Linked DNA regions of Homo sapiens: region 2 is linked to region 1. Evidence: chromatin contacts called from ENCODE Hi-C or POLR2A ChIA-PET data. All regions are on one chromosome and are shown on one strand. The core of a region is the stretch at or near the end of the contact, and the rest is flanking DNA. Distances in the headings are between cores, read along the strand shown. Region 1 has its middle 93 kb from the start of KIF5B. Region 2 holds the start of CCDC7 (coiled-coil domain containing 7).

Region 1 (6,509 bases), core at 1,862-4,361:
ATACAAAAATTAGTTGGACGTGGTGGTAGGTGCCCATAATCCCAGCTACTCCAGAGGCTGAGGCAGGAGAATCGCTTGAACCCAGAAGGTGGAGGTTGCAGTGAGCCAAGATCATGCCATGGCACTCCAGCCTGGGCAACAGAGTGAGACTGTCTCCAAAAAAAAAAAAAAAAAAAGCAATGGAAAAACAAATGATATATTAGTGTGTCCCAAATATTGCATGGGACATACTTACACTGAAAAATGTTTCATTTTTTTTTCAAGACTGATAACCCTAAAGGGAGCAGATATTAAGACTAGAGTATTCTAGAGCAAGTAAAACTTACCAGGAAAGTAGTAAGTCGTGACCTAAAGTTGATCTAGCCTCCCCCTTCTGGGATTGGTGCCCTTTTGTTCCTGCCACCACCAAATCTGATATCAGAAAAGGATCTTAGGTCAGATGCTTACACTTCAGTGGGGATTTTTTTGTCAGCAGGGGGTGCCTACATCTTTAAACCTGTATTCTTTTTTGCTTATTTTTATAGTGTTAGGGCCTACAAGTGCAGGTTTCTTACATGCATCTATTGCGTAGTGGTAAAGCCAGGGCTTTCAGGGTACCTATCACCCAAATAGTGAACATTGCACCCAATAGGTAATTTTCAGCCCTCACCCCCTCCCACTCTCCCATGTTTTACAGTCTCCAGTGTCTGTTATTCCACACTGTGTGTCCACGTGCACCCACTGATTCAACCTATGTTCTTTTTTTTTTTTTTTTTTGAGTTGGAGTCTTGCTCTGTTGCCCAGGCTGGAGTGCAGTGGCATGATCTCGGCTCACTGCAACTTCCGCCTCCTGAGTTCAAGCTATGCTCCTCCCTCAGCCTCCCAAGTAGCTGGGATTACAAGTGCCTGCCACCATGCCCAGCTAATTTTTGTATTTTTGTGAGACAGAGTTGAACCATGTTGGCCAAGCTGGTCTCCTGACCTCAAGTGATTCCCTCCACCTCAGCCTCGCAAAGTGCTGGGATTACAGGTTTGAGCTACCACACCCAGCCTCTTTTTTTTTTTTTTTTAATTTAGGGGATAGAAGTGCAGATTTCTTACAAGCATATATTGCATAGTGGTGAAGTCTGGGCTTTTGGTGAACCCATTACTTGAATTGTGAACATTGTACCCAACAGGTAATTTTTTGACCCTCACCCTTTCCCACCTTCCCACACTTTGGAGTCTCTGGTGTCTAATATTCCATCTGTATGTCCACAGGTACCCATTGCTTTGCTCCCCCTTCTAAGTGAGAACGTGCAGTATTTGACTTTCTGTTTCTGAGTGATTTCACTTAGGATAATGGCTTCCAGTTCCATCCATGGTGCAGTAAATGTCATGAGTTCATTCCTTTTTATGTCTGAGTAGTATTCCATACTGTATACATACCACATTTTCTTTATCCTATGTTGATGGACACTTAGGTTGATTACATATTTTTGCTACTATGAATAGTGCTGCCATAAACATATGAGTGGGGTAGATTCTTTTTGATACAATGATTTCTTTCCTTTTGAGTAGATACCCAGTAGTGGGATTGTTGGAGCAATGGTAAAGACTTTTTGAATCTTAATATTGTTATATTTAATATCACTTGATCCTCTCAGTTTCATTCTAGAGAGGACGAATCTCACGGAACTGACATGGCCCAGTACTCCCGTGCTTCGGGACATCGTCTGGTCAAGAATGTCCCCTTTGGCTGGTAATCCTAGCACTTTGAGAGGCTGACGTGGGAAGATCGCTTGAGGCCAGGAGTTTGAGGCCAGCCTGGGCAATGTAGGGAGACCTTGTTTCTACAAAAAACTTGAAAAATAAGTTAGCTGATTGTGGTGGTACATGCCTGTAGTTCCAGCTACTCAGGAGGCTGAGGTGGGAGGATCACTTGACTCTGGGAGGTTTTTTTTGTTTGTTTGTTTTTTGTGTTTTCTTTTTTGAGATGGAGTCTCGCCCTGTTGCCCAGGCTGGAGTGCAGTGGCACGATCTTGGCTCACTGCAACCTCCGCCTGCCAGGTTCAAGCGATCCTCCTGCCTCAGCCCCCTGGTAGCTGGGATTACAGGCACACGCCACCATGCCTGGCTAATTTTTGTATTTTTAGTAGATATGGGGTTTCACCATGTTGGCCACGCTGGTCTCAAACTCCTGAGCTCAGGTGATCCACCCACCTCGGCCTTCCAAAGTGCTGGGATTACAGGTGTGAGCCACTGCACCCAGCCTTTAACTCTGGGAGGCTGAGATTGCAGTGTGAGTTGCAATCACACCATCGCATTCCAGCCTGGGCAACAGAGCAAGACCCTGTCTCAAAAAAAAAAAAAATGTTCCCTTGGGGTCTCAGAGATATTCCACCCACCCACCTCCCCACCCCCTGCCGAGGAACTGCCTCTCTGGCCTCTCTCTGAGGCTCCCTTTTCAGCAGGTGGGGTGCTCACCCCTGAATAGGATACCAGGAGACAAATTTTGTCCAGCACCTCTGATACAGCGCTCTCTTGTGTGTTTTGGTGACAGGTGAATCAGATTTCCATTTAAAACACCAATGCCAAAAGGGAGAGAGAGAAAAAAACTAACCGGCCTGGATGACTTTGGAGGATGATTCTTTGTTTTAATTCTGACGGCCAGAATGGAAAGTTGGCAACTCATTCTGAAAGACGAGAGTGCTACAGGCAGCTGTGTAGCTAAGAGATAAAAACCACCAACGGGAGCAGCTCATCTAACCTGAACCGTAGCAGAGAAGGGACAGACAGGCGAGTACTCCATTTGAATCTAGGTCTCAGCCTCCCAGGGTGGGATCACATTGCCCAATTGTGACGTCACTCAAGCCATTCCCATGCCCGTGGCCCATTTTTTAAATTACTTCACAATGGGCGCAGAAGCCAAATTTGAAATAAATGACTCCATGACTCAGACTGTTAATCTCTGTTTTGACAACCAACAGCAAGTCATTGGGAACTTTAACTTACATTTGGTAGGGAACATCACAACTTCATGCAAAGGTCTCTTTAACTTATCCTCCCACCCCAAAAAAGTGCCAATTGTGTACAGGCAATAAAGCAGATTCCCTTGTATTTGGAGAAAATAGCTAAGCTTCCTCTTCAGCAGAAAGCCTTGAGGAAGAAGTTAAGAATGCAGCCTTTGGAGTCAGGCCTGTGCTTGCACATGAATCCATACCTCACTGCCCTCCTCTGTAGGTGGCAATAATAATATCACTCACTTCCTAGGATTGTTGTGGTGATGCAATGAGATCAAAAGTTTTAGCAAGATGTCCTGTAGCTACACAACAAATGCAGGCAATTTTCATTTATGCTTGTATTTGTAAACAGAGTATCAGAGTGAAACAAAACCAAAAAACAAAAATGAAGAGAAGTCCTTGGTCCTGCTCATTATTGTTTTTATTTCTTATAGATGAGGTGCTTAATAGCTACCTGTCAACAATAACGCCCGGCACACCTGGGAGATTTGAGGAAGCATGCAGAACCATTCCACTAAGTCTTTTTGTGTTTTTTTTTGTTGTTGTTGTTTTTATTTATTTATTTATTTTGAGACAGAGTCTCACTCTGTTGCCCTGGCTAGAGTACAGTGGCATGATCTCAGCTCACTACAACCTCCACCTCCCAGGTTCAGGAGATTCTCCTGCCTCAGCCTCCTGAGCAGCTGGGATTACAGCTGTGCGCCACCACGCCCGACTAATTTTTGTGTTTTGTTTGTTTGTTTGTTTGTTTGGGTTTTTTTTAATTAGAGACGGGGTTTTACCATGTTGGCCAGGCTGGTCTCAAACTCCTGACCTCAAGTGGATCCACTGGCCTCAGCCTCCCGAAGTGCTGGGATTACAGGCGTGAGCCACCACGCTCAGCCGTTGTTGTTTTTTAGACAGAGTCTTGCTATGTATCCAGGCTGGACTCAAACTCCTGGGATCAAGTGATCCTCCTGCCTCCGCCTCCCAAGTAGCTGGTACTACAGGCACATGCCACTGCGCCCAGCTTACCAAGTCACTTAACAGGAGTATTGCTCGCTAGAGACAGCACAGCCTAACCTCCTCACCGAGGACTGTGGGATCTGCGTGCAGAAGCATTTTCTTTCTCTGATACAAGTTGCTGTGAGAAGCAAAAATTAAACTCCAACTAACACCAGATGATGACCTTCAAAATGTTCTCTTGAATGACAGAAAGCTTGCATGACATCATGCCCTTCCCTTCGGTTTATTCCTGTTGTTGTTTTTGACTCCTTATCTGATTTCTAAGTTTGCTCCCTCATTCAGCCTTATCTTATCTGAAATGGATCCGTGAAGTAAAAACAATTTCCTGTGGTTTTTACCTTGTTTTTCCTCTAACTAGAAGTTAAATCACTCATGTTTACCATATGCCTACAACCTGCTGGGGTTCTGAATTCAACACAAGAATTTGAATTTTCACAAAAGCTTTTCGAAGTTTCAGAAGCTCTTTTGACTCTTATTTCAAATACATCCTGGAAGCTGTGTTGGTTCACCCACAGGACCTGGAATGGCTTTGCCCAGGAGATATGATTGGCCAGCTCAGCTGCTTCCCCTCTCATTTCTCTTATTTACACTCCTATCTCTCTCTCTCTCTTTCTCTTTTTTTTTTTTTTTTTTTAGGCAGGGTCTCACTTTGTCGCCCAGGCTGGAGTGCAGCGGTGCAGGTTCACTGCAGCCTCGATCTCCCGGACTCAAGAGATCCTCCCGTCTCAACCCCGCAAGTGGCTGGGACTATAGGCATGCACCACCATGCCTGGCTAATTTTTATACTTCTTGTAGAGAAGGGGTTTCACCACGTTGGCCAGGCTGGTCTCAGTCCTTCTGCCTTGGCCTCCCAAAGTGCTGTGAAGGTATAGGCGTGAGCCACTGCTTATGGCCTTATGGGATGTTTTATGTTCTTTTGTGATCTTTCTCTCCTTTTAAAATCCTAACATTCTTGTACAACTATGTTCATAGCAACATTATTCACAATAGATAAAATGTGGAAGCAACCCAAGTGTCCATCCATGGATGAATGGCTAAGCAAAATGTGACACATCCATGCAATGAAATATTACTCAGCCTTGAAAAGAAGGCAATTCTGTCACATGCTACTACATGAATGAAGTTTGAGGACATTATGCTAAGTGAAATAAGCCAGTCACAAAAAAAAGAATGCCGTATGATTCCATTTGTAAGAGGGACTCTCATTATTCTCTTACTTCTGTAATCCCTGCAGGACACTGGAGGCTCTGGAGTGGACTTCAGTGTATTTGCTGGCCAACATCCCTTCCCTCTTCTATTACAGCATTTCCTTCCCAATTCCATTTTGTGGGTGGAGCAAGGGGAAGGGCTGTCACTCACAACATTCTACCTCCAGGCCATAGCGATTGGCCCAGGGATAGGCATGTGACCAAGCCAGGCAAATTGGAGTGTTCTCCAACTTGTGGAGACATTTGGAGGTCTCCAATGTTACATTTGCATGCTAGGAAGGATAGAGAGACTCCCTTGTTCTTGGATCTTAAGCTCTCAGATTGCTAATCCTTAGTCATGTTCCTTGGAGGAGGCTTGGCTGCTGCAGCATAAAGTGAAACGAGTCCACAGACAGAAGCAAAACTAAGTGATGAAGTTAATGTGTGTTAATAAATTTCTGGTTGAAGTGGTTTGATTCAGGTGTCTGCCACTTGCAACTAAAAAAGTCCTGATTAAGAAATAACCTCGGCTGGGCACAGTGACTCATGCCTGTAATCCCAGCACTTTGGGAGGCTAAGGCGGGCAGATCATGAGGTCAGGAGTTTGAGACCAGCCTGGCTAATACAGTGAAACCCCATCTCTACTAAAAATACAAAGTTAGTCGGGCGTGGTGGTGCATGCCTGTAATCCCAGCTACTCGGGAGGCTGAGGCAGGAGAATCGTTTGAACCCGGGAGGCAGAGGTTGCAGTGAGCCGAAATCGCACCATTGCACTCTGGCCTGGGCAACAAGAGCAAAACTTCGTCTCAAAAAAAAAAAAAAAAAAAAATATATATATATATATATATAAAACCTCATTTTTAGGAACATCTACTGCCTTCCATTCATATTTTAACGAGGTGTACTACATTCACTTTATAAAAAAATCTTTACTTAAAAATAATTATAAATTCATAGGAAGTTGTAAAGATAGTACAGAGAAGTCTGTGTAGCCTTCACCCAATTTCCTTCAATAACTACATCTTTTGTAACTATAGTACAATATCAAAAACAGGAAATTAACATTGGGACAATGTGTGTGTGTGCATGTGTGTGTATGTGTGTGTGGTTCTCTGTTGTTTTACCACATCAGATTCATGTAACTAGCATTGCAATCAAAACAAAGGACTTTTCCATTACTACAAAAATGTCACTTGTACTACTCATTATCATAGTCTTCTAGTGTCAACATTTTACTAGTTTGAATGAAGTGTACAAACCTTACCTCCCTTTACATTCCTTTAACCTCCCCATTATTGGATAATTGTCTTAATTATTTCCTCTTCATGCATTGGAA
Region 2 (7,326 bases), core at 2,422-4,921, 300 kb after region 1:
TGGATTTATAGATCAATTTGGGGAGAACTGACATCCTAACATTATTAAATCTTCTGATTCATGAACACAGTGTATCTTCATTTATTTAGGTCTTTTTATTTTCTCTCAGCAATTTTTTGTAGTTATCACTGTAACTTTTTATCTTATTGAGTGCTGGAAGGTTTTGTATGCCTATAAATATTCTTGAGCTGTGTTTTGGGTCTCAGCTAAGTTACTGGAAACATTCAATCCTTTCAGATCTTACTTTTAAGCTTTGTTTGACAGGTCCAGAGGAGTGTTTAGTGTAAGACTGTTTTTGAACCCTTCCTGAGGCAAAACCCTTTTGAGCACTTTACTCACTGCCCCTTAAATTATAAAACTTTTGACTCTAGCTGGTGGTAACATGAAATATTCTGAGCACTGAGTATCATATCCTATCATGGCACTGAGTGTCATATCCTATCATGCTTCCACGTGGTTCTTTCCCTGGCCATGGATAGTTTTCATACATGTATACAGTGATCATTACCCAGTTGAAGACTAAAGGGGTCCCCTGAAGATTTATGGAGCTCTCTTTGTTCTTTAATTTCTTCTCTCGGATTCTCTCCTTTGAACTCTAGCTTCCTTGGCCTTCCTGGACACCTCCTTCCCTCAACTCAGAGACCGCTAGAAGCTGCCTGGGTTTTCTGTTCTTTGTATCATGACTTGGAACCACCTGTCTTCAGGGAGTAAGCTTAGGAAATAATAGGGATCATCTTAAATTTGTTTCCTGTTATGCAGGGGTCATTATCATTATCTGATAACCGAGGTATAAAAATTCATTGTTTCATATATTTTGTCTGATTCTTTACTTATTCCAGACAGGAGGATAAACCCAGTTGCTGTTACTCCATCTTGGCTGGAAGCAGAACCCTTCACATAAACCCAGTTGCTGTTACTCCATCTTGGCTGGAAGCAGAACCCTTCACATTATCCCTTGAAGGATAATATGTATGGTATGTGTCCATGGCACAAAGTCTATGATTTAATTTAAATTAACTTTCAGGTATGGCACGAGGCAGGGGTCATGGATAATTTTTTTTCTCTCAATGATATCAGCTTTCATTTTCATTGTTGGAAAGATTTTTCTTTCCCCATTGAAGTGCACTGGCACTGTTTAAAATCAATTGACTTTATATATGTGGATATATTTCTTAACCCTCTATTTGTTCCATTTTTGTCTAACTTCGTGTAATATACTATTTTACTATAACTTTATAACTCTTGAAAACCTGTAGTATATGTCATTTAAATATTTGCTTATTTTTTTCAAGATTGTTTTGGCTCTAGCCTTTTTCATTTCCATATAAATTGCAAAATTATTTTCCCAATTTCTAGAAAATAATCTTCTTGGATTTTGATCATAAACGCATTTAATGTGTAGATAAATATTGATAGACATAGACTTAAAAAGTTGACATTTTAGCAATATTGGGTCTTCTAATCCATTAATATGGTACATAATCTCCATTAATTTGGATCTTCTTTAATTTCTCTCAGTAATGTTATATAGTTTTCATTGTAGATGTCTGGAAATTGTATGTTGTCTGGGAATACAGCTTTATTTCTTTCATTGAAATCATTATGCCTTTATTTCTTTTTCTTGCCTTATTGCACTTGTTAAGACCTCCAGTATAATACTGAATAGACATAGTGAGAGCAAATATCCTTGCCTCCTTCCAATCTTAAGGAAAAATCAATTTTTCACTATTGAAAATGATGTTAGCTGGAGATAGTTCACAGATGTCCTTCATCAGATGAAAAAGTTCCTCTCTATTCATAAGTATTGTTTGTTTTCAAAGAATAATCGATTCATGTCACAGACTCAAACCACTGCAAAATTTGATATTACATGCTTAAATTTATTAACTTTTTAAACTTCTTTGCTTTACATTGTCAGCACTGATAACTTTTCTGTGGTTCTTAGCTGTGCTATTAAGGCCACAGATATGAATGGTGAACTTTTGGCTAGACTCATGCTGAGAGTTTTGCTAATGTATGCTAACTTGACAACTTGACCGTTAAGATTTTACCAACAAAATTAGAAATGACTAGATGTAATCTATTTTCAGGGTTCTAGAAAATAACTGAAATTGGCTTTGTCAAATCTAAGGTCTTCTTTAATCTCTCCTGACTTTTAGTTCTATCTTTCCTATCCCTTTCATTTACAACGGTTTTGGGAGATTTGGAATTTAGCAATTCAATTCTTTCTAAACTACTTTCTTAATTTTATTGCCAACTTTAAAAAATAAAAAATTGTTGGTGGAAAGCTTAATAAATCTGATCATTTATATGTACATTTTCTTTGTTACTGACATAAAACACACATACTGAAAAGTGCATAAATAAGCATATGCCTTCATGTTTTTTTTTTTTTTTCTTTTTTAGATGGAGTCTCGCTCTGTTGCCCAGGCTGGAGCGCAATGGCACAATCTCGGCTCACTGCAACCTCCACCTCCTGGGTTCAAGTGATTCTCCTGCCTCAGCCTCCTAAGTAGCTGGGATTACAGGCACCCGCCATCACGCCCGGCTAATTTTTGTATTTTTAGTAGAGATGGGGTTTCACCATGTTGGCCAGGCTAGTCTCGAACTCCTGACCTCGAGTGATGCACTGCCTCAGGCTCCCAAAGTGCTGGGATTACAGGTGCGAGCCACCACGCCCAGCCTGCCTTCATGAATTTTTGAACACACCCAGAAAGAGCAGAAGACAGAACATTTCTGGTACACCAGAAGATGTGTTGTTTTCCCTTTCCAGGCAACCCCAATGGTAACTCCTAGTGGTGTGATGGAGCTAGCCTACACCAGCTCTTGGGAGCTGATAAATTTTCAGGAATCTCTTGTGAGGCATTCAGATTTTACTGGAAAATTAGAAATAATTAGATATAATGAATTTTCAGAGTTTTAGAAAATAGTTGAAATCTACTAAGTCAAATCTAAGGTCTCCTTTAAACCTCCTGGTTTTTAGTTTTAGTTCCATCTTTCCTATTCCTTTCATTTACACACAGGCATTATTAACAGTTAAATTGTATCAATTAATATTTTAAAATATTAAAAACATTTTACTTCGTTCAACTTAAAGACAAAATTAATATATTTCTTGAGGTCAAATTATCTAAAAAACTCTACCTTGTAAAATTGCATCTTAAAGCAGTGCGTGGAAACTGATGGCAAGAAACCACTTAAGTGTCACAACTCTGCTTCAAGTTAATTCCTAGTCCATTTGATTTTGTTTTGCTTTTAAGATCACGAAGCTGGTGTACACTTCCGTGCGAGCTTAGAGTGGTAATGAACTCCACAATACACTGAAAAGAGCTTGAGGAGACAGCAGATGAAGGACTGGGGCTCTGGTTTTGTAGCTGAAGCCCAGGTTCTCAAAGGTCCTACCAGGCCTGTACTTTATTTCTCCTCCGCGGGCCTCTAGGCCAAATGCCTGGATGAATCTGCGCTCAGGGGGCGTCCTGGAATTACACTTGGGAGAGAATAAGAAAGGAGGAGGCCGATGTGCCCATGGACATTATTAACCTTCCGGCAAATCCCCACAGCCGCCAAACTGCGTCTCCTCTTCCGCTCTCGGCGCGCAGCTCACGCTCGCAGCGTCAGCGACGCCGGCGGCGCCAAGGCGTCGTGGCGTCGGGCGCCTGGGACGTGGCTTCAACGGCCCCATCCGGCGCCGGCGGCGGGTGCCCGGCGGTCTTTGCTGCCGCCCGGGGGCGCAGAGGCCGGGCCTTTTCTTTCAGCACAAACGTCAGTTTGTAAAAGGGAGGTGCTGGAGTCTGAGGAGTTTTCAGGCTTCCGTCTCGAAGGAAGTCTGGCAGGCTCGGAATTGTCATCTTCCTCAGGCAAATAGTTTTTCACCTTAGAGCCAGCAAGGCCAAACCGCCCAGTCACCCGACTTCCCACAGTCTCAGCAGGTACACAGGGCGGGGAGCCTCGGGAGCGGCTCCCTTAGCAGGACCTGAGGGTTTCGGGAGAGTCCTGGCTTTGCACTTAGTTTTCCCGCTGCCTGGCTGCCTCCGTGGCGGTTGTGCTGCTTTTTATGCAGGATGTAGGATCGAAGGCAAATCATCCTTTCCCTACGTCCCCTGCCAACCCCTGCCGCTCTCCTCTATTTTGTACACTTTATCATTAAAGGATTTGAAATGAATGTAAGTTAATCCTTGAAGGATGAAACCAGAAAACATTTGTCGTGGTGGCGGAAAGGGACGGATGCACTTGGGCGAAGTAATGCTGACATCCACTTCCTAGCATTGTTAGGAGGGATAAATGAATTAAATATGTAAAGTCCTTAAATATTTGCTTGCTAATACGAGTATTCATTGCGTGTGACTATTTTTGTATTTATGTGAACTTCATCGGAGCATTTGTCAGGTTCTTTTTTTTTGCACCAAGTGAGCGTTGCCTGCCTGCCTGCCTGCCTGCCTCCCTCCCTCCCTCCCTTCCTTCCTTCCCCTCTTCCCTTCCTCCCTCCCTCCCTCCCTCCCTCCCTCCCTCACACTTTTTTGGGGAGAGAGGACACAATGCAATCCATAACAGCATATACACTTGTTCTTTTTTCCATCGAACTTTCCTCTTGACCATGTTTTCTTCTAGTAATACTGTATTTCTTTACTCCCTTTTATAGTAAAATTTCTCTACAGTGCTTATATTCAATTCATTGTTCCTACTTCCTCTCTTTTGAACGGTAAGTCAGATATTTACCTCGATCATTCTACTGAAATTGTTGCCGTTCTTCAGGTTACAAATGACCTACCTCCATGTTGCCAAATCCAGTGTCAGCTTAGTCTTCATTTTACTTGACTCAGCATTTGACGTAGTTCATCACTCGGTCCTTGGTGATATTTTCTTTTCCTTGCTTTCTATGTATATATAACCTTTTGGTTTTACTTATTGGCTCATTGGCCACTCTTCTTACGTCCTGTTTCCTGGTCCTGATGGTTTTGATGGAATTTTTGATGTTTGCTTGGACCTGAAGGTTTTGATGGAGTTTCTTTGGCAATGTAATTTATTCAGAATTCTTTTGAGGCTTTTCAATTTTGTAAATTTAATCTTGGTTTCTGCATCATTTTGCTTGTATCATTAATTTTTACTGAAAGCATCGTGTCACAATCGGCATGAGAAAAATGTAAAAGGGAGCAGGGCGCACAGTGGCTCAGGCGTGTAATCCCAGCACTTTGGGAGGCTGAGGTGGGAGGATCACCTGAGGTCAGAAGTTCGAGACCAGCTTGGCCAACGTGGTGAAACCCTGTCACTATTAAAAATACAAAAATTAGCCGGACGTGGCAGTGGGCACCTGTAATCCCAGCTACTTGGGAGGCTGAGGCAGGAGAATCGCTTGAACCTGGGAGGCAAAGTTTGCAGTGAGCAAGATTGTGCCATTGTACTCCAGCCTGGGCGACAAGAGCGAAACTCTGTCTCAAAAAAACGAAAAATGTAAAAGGGAATATTTTGCAGGGGCTTTGGTTCAAGTTCTATAATGTGTTTATTTACTATTATCATCAGTAATTTCCAAGAGAGCATTGTGTTCTTCCTTCAAATGGATTTTTAGTGACAAGTTATTTTTGCAAAGTCATATTTGATTATGATTTAAAAATTATGCTTGGCAACTATGCATTCAGTTAACTATAGTGTTAACTATAGTGTTTCATCGAAACAAAAAAGCAGTTGTATAATTCTTGGATGAAATAAACATTTTCAGTGCTATTAAGATATTTTCGTTCTATTGTTCACAACCTAGTTTAGAATTTTTATTTTTGAGAATTTTCTGTTTGTGCTTGTCAGACATATTTAAGGGCATGTATCCCTGGCCCCATATATATTATATATTTTTAATTTTAATTTTTTATGAGTAGTCTCTTACACATATATATGATTCTTTTCCAGCGGGGTGTCATCTACTTGTTAAAATCCTAATAAATGTTCACATATTGAAATATCTGCATTTTGGAAATCCATAATTACATCAACAATTGTTATCTGCTGTCCATATGTCCAAAATAATTGAGAAATTATTAGTTTTTAAAACTTTATTCAAAGTGGTTTTATTTATAACATCTGTAAGTTTTATTATTTGTTTTTATATTTTATTCTCTAAAATAGTATGTTATACTATTTGGTATTGATATTTATGTTTTGCATAAATGTGCTAACAGGATACCATCAACTTTTGCCATGGTTTCTGGCAAATAAAAAAAATCCTATTATTGGTCTCTTCATATATATCGGATGATCTTCTGAACATTAGATACTGCTTCTCCAAAAATTGAATCATGTTTATTGTTATTAACAAATATATAGGCCTTTATTTTCTCATTTTCAGTAGAATTGCTAATTATTTATATTTTTTTCAAACCTGATACTAGCTTTTAATACTTATCACTATTGATGTGTATTTTATTAATGTTCAGGAATATGTGATAAATGCTGCTGATCTTTGCATTATTTTTTATTCTTCAGCTGGATTATTCCTCCACTGATTTTATTCTTTGCATCAGTTTTTATTCTTCAGCAGTATTATTTTGTGATTACTCGTGTTGTTTTATCTGTTATATTTTTCATTTTTTAATATCTTCACTTGGGTCTTAAAAATTCCTCTTATACCTGTTTCATATGGCTGATATTCTCTTTCTGTGTGTTTATGTATTTTTAGTCTCTCTGTTTTAATGATTCTACAACTAAAACATGTTTTTTAGTTTATTATTTTTATATTTATTTATTTATTTGAGATGGAGTCTTACTCCATCCCCCAGGCTGGAGTGCAGTGGTGCAGTCTCTGCTCACTGCAACCTCTACCTCCGAGTTCAAGCGATTCTCCTGCCTCAGCCTCCCGAGTAGCTGAGACTACAGGTGCCCACCACCACGCCTGGATAATTTTTTGTATTTTTAATAGAGACAGGGTTTTACCATATTGGCCAGGCTGGTCTCGAACTCCTGACCTTGGGATCCACCCGCCTCTGCCTCCCAAAGTACTGGGATTACAGGCGTGAGCCAATGCGCCTGGCCTATTTTTTATTTTTTAATGGTTTTTTTTTCCGTTGTCAAGTTGTTTTGGCCTGTGAGCTCATATACCCCTGGGGGTGTCCCCTGTTTGTCTGGTAATCTATTATTAGGAAATGATCAAAAGCCAGTTCTCAGCCTGTGTTCCTCCTGGAAGTTAGGGAAAGTATGTGGGTGTATTTGTTTTCGAAGTGCTAAATATTTCCTGTGGTCTGAATGCTTGTGTCATCCCCAAATTCGCATGTTGAAATTGGGACCCAATTCAACATATGGTAGAATTAGGAGGTGGGGCCTTTAGGAGGTGATTAGGTTATG

What was found. A loop is a pair of places that touch in the nucleus more often than their neighbours do. ChIA-PET counts read pairs that join two places held with the same protein, here RNA polymerase II (POLR2A). Pooled maps may share reads with other maps.
Region 2: a loop to region 1 is called in a pooled map, with 5 times the contacts of the local background. The contact joins the promoter of CCDC7 here to the enhancer-like site in region 1. A Hi-C loop is called at or near these places in 1 of 37 single-sample maps with no recorded cell type and 5 of 50 pooled maps. POLR2A ChIA-PET finds 5 or more read pairs at or near these places in 2 of 52 experiments (CD4-positive, alpha-beta T cell and GM12878).

Annotation. Positions count from the first base shown.
Region 1 is chr10:32,146,645-32,153,153 of GRCh38, forward strand. No RefSeq gene overlaps it. Among named protein-coding and RNA genes, the nearest start is that of KIF5B, 93 kb to the left of the region's middle. Within about 2 kb of position 3,112, at least 16 of the 41 ENCODE cell types and tissues checked have a DNase peak (open chromatin) inside an H3K27ac peak, as active enhancers do; they include GM12878, where a contact is called at or near this core.
Region 2 is chr10:32,442,469-32,449,794 of GRCh38, forward strand. It overlaps CCDC7 (coiled-coil domain containing 7), which reads left to right and starts at 3,672. Exons shown (of 44, transcript NM_001395015.1): 1 at 3,672-3,929. It overlaps LOC101929431 (a long non-coding RNA gene), which reads right to left and starts at 3,588. Exons shown (of 3, transcript NR_120660.1): 1 at 3,145-3,588. RefSeq lists an enhancer at 3,223-3,542 and a silencer at 3,613-3,842.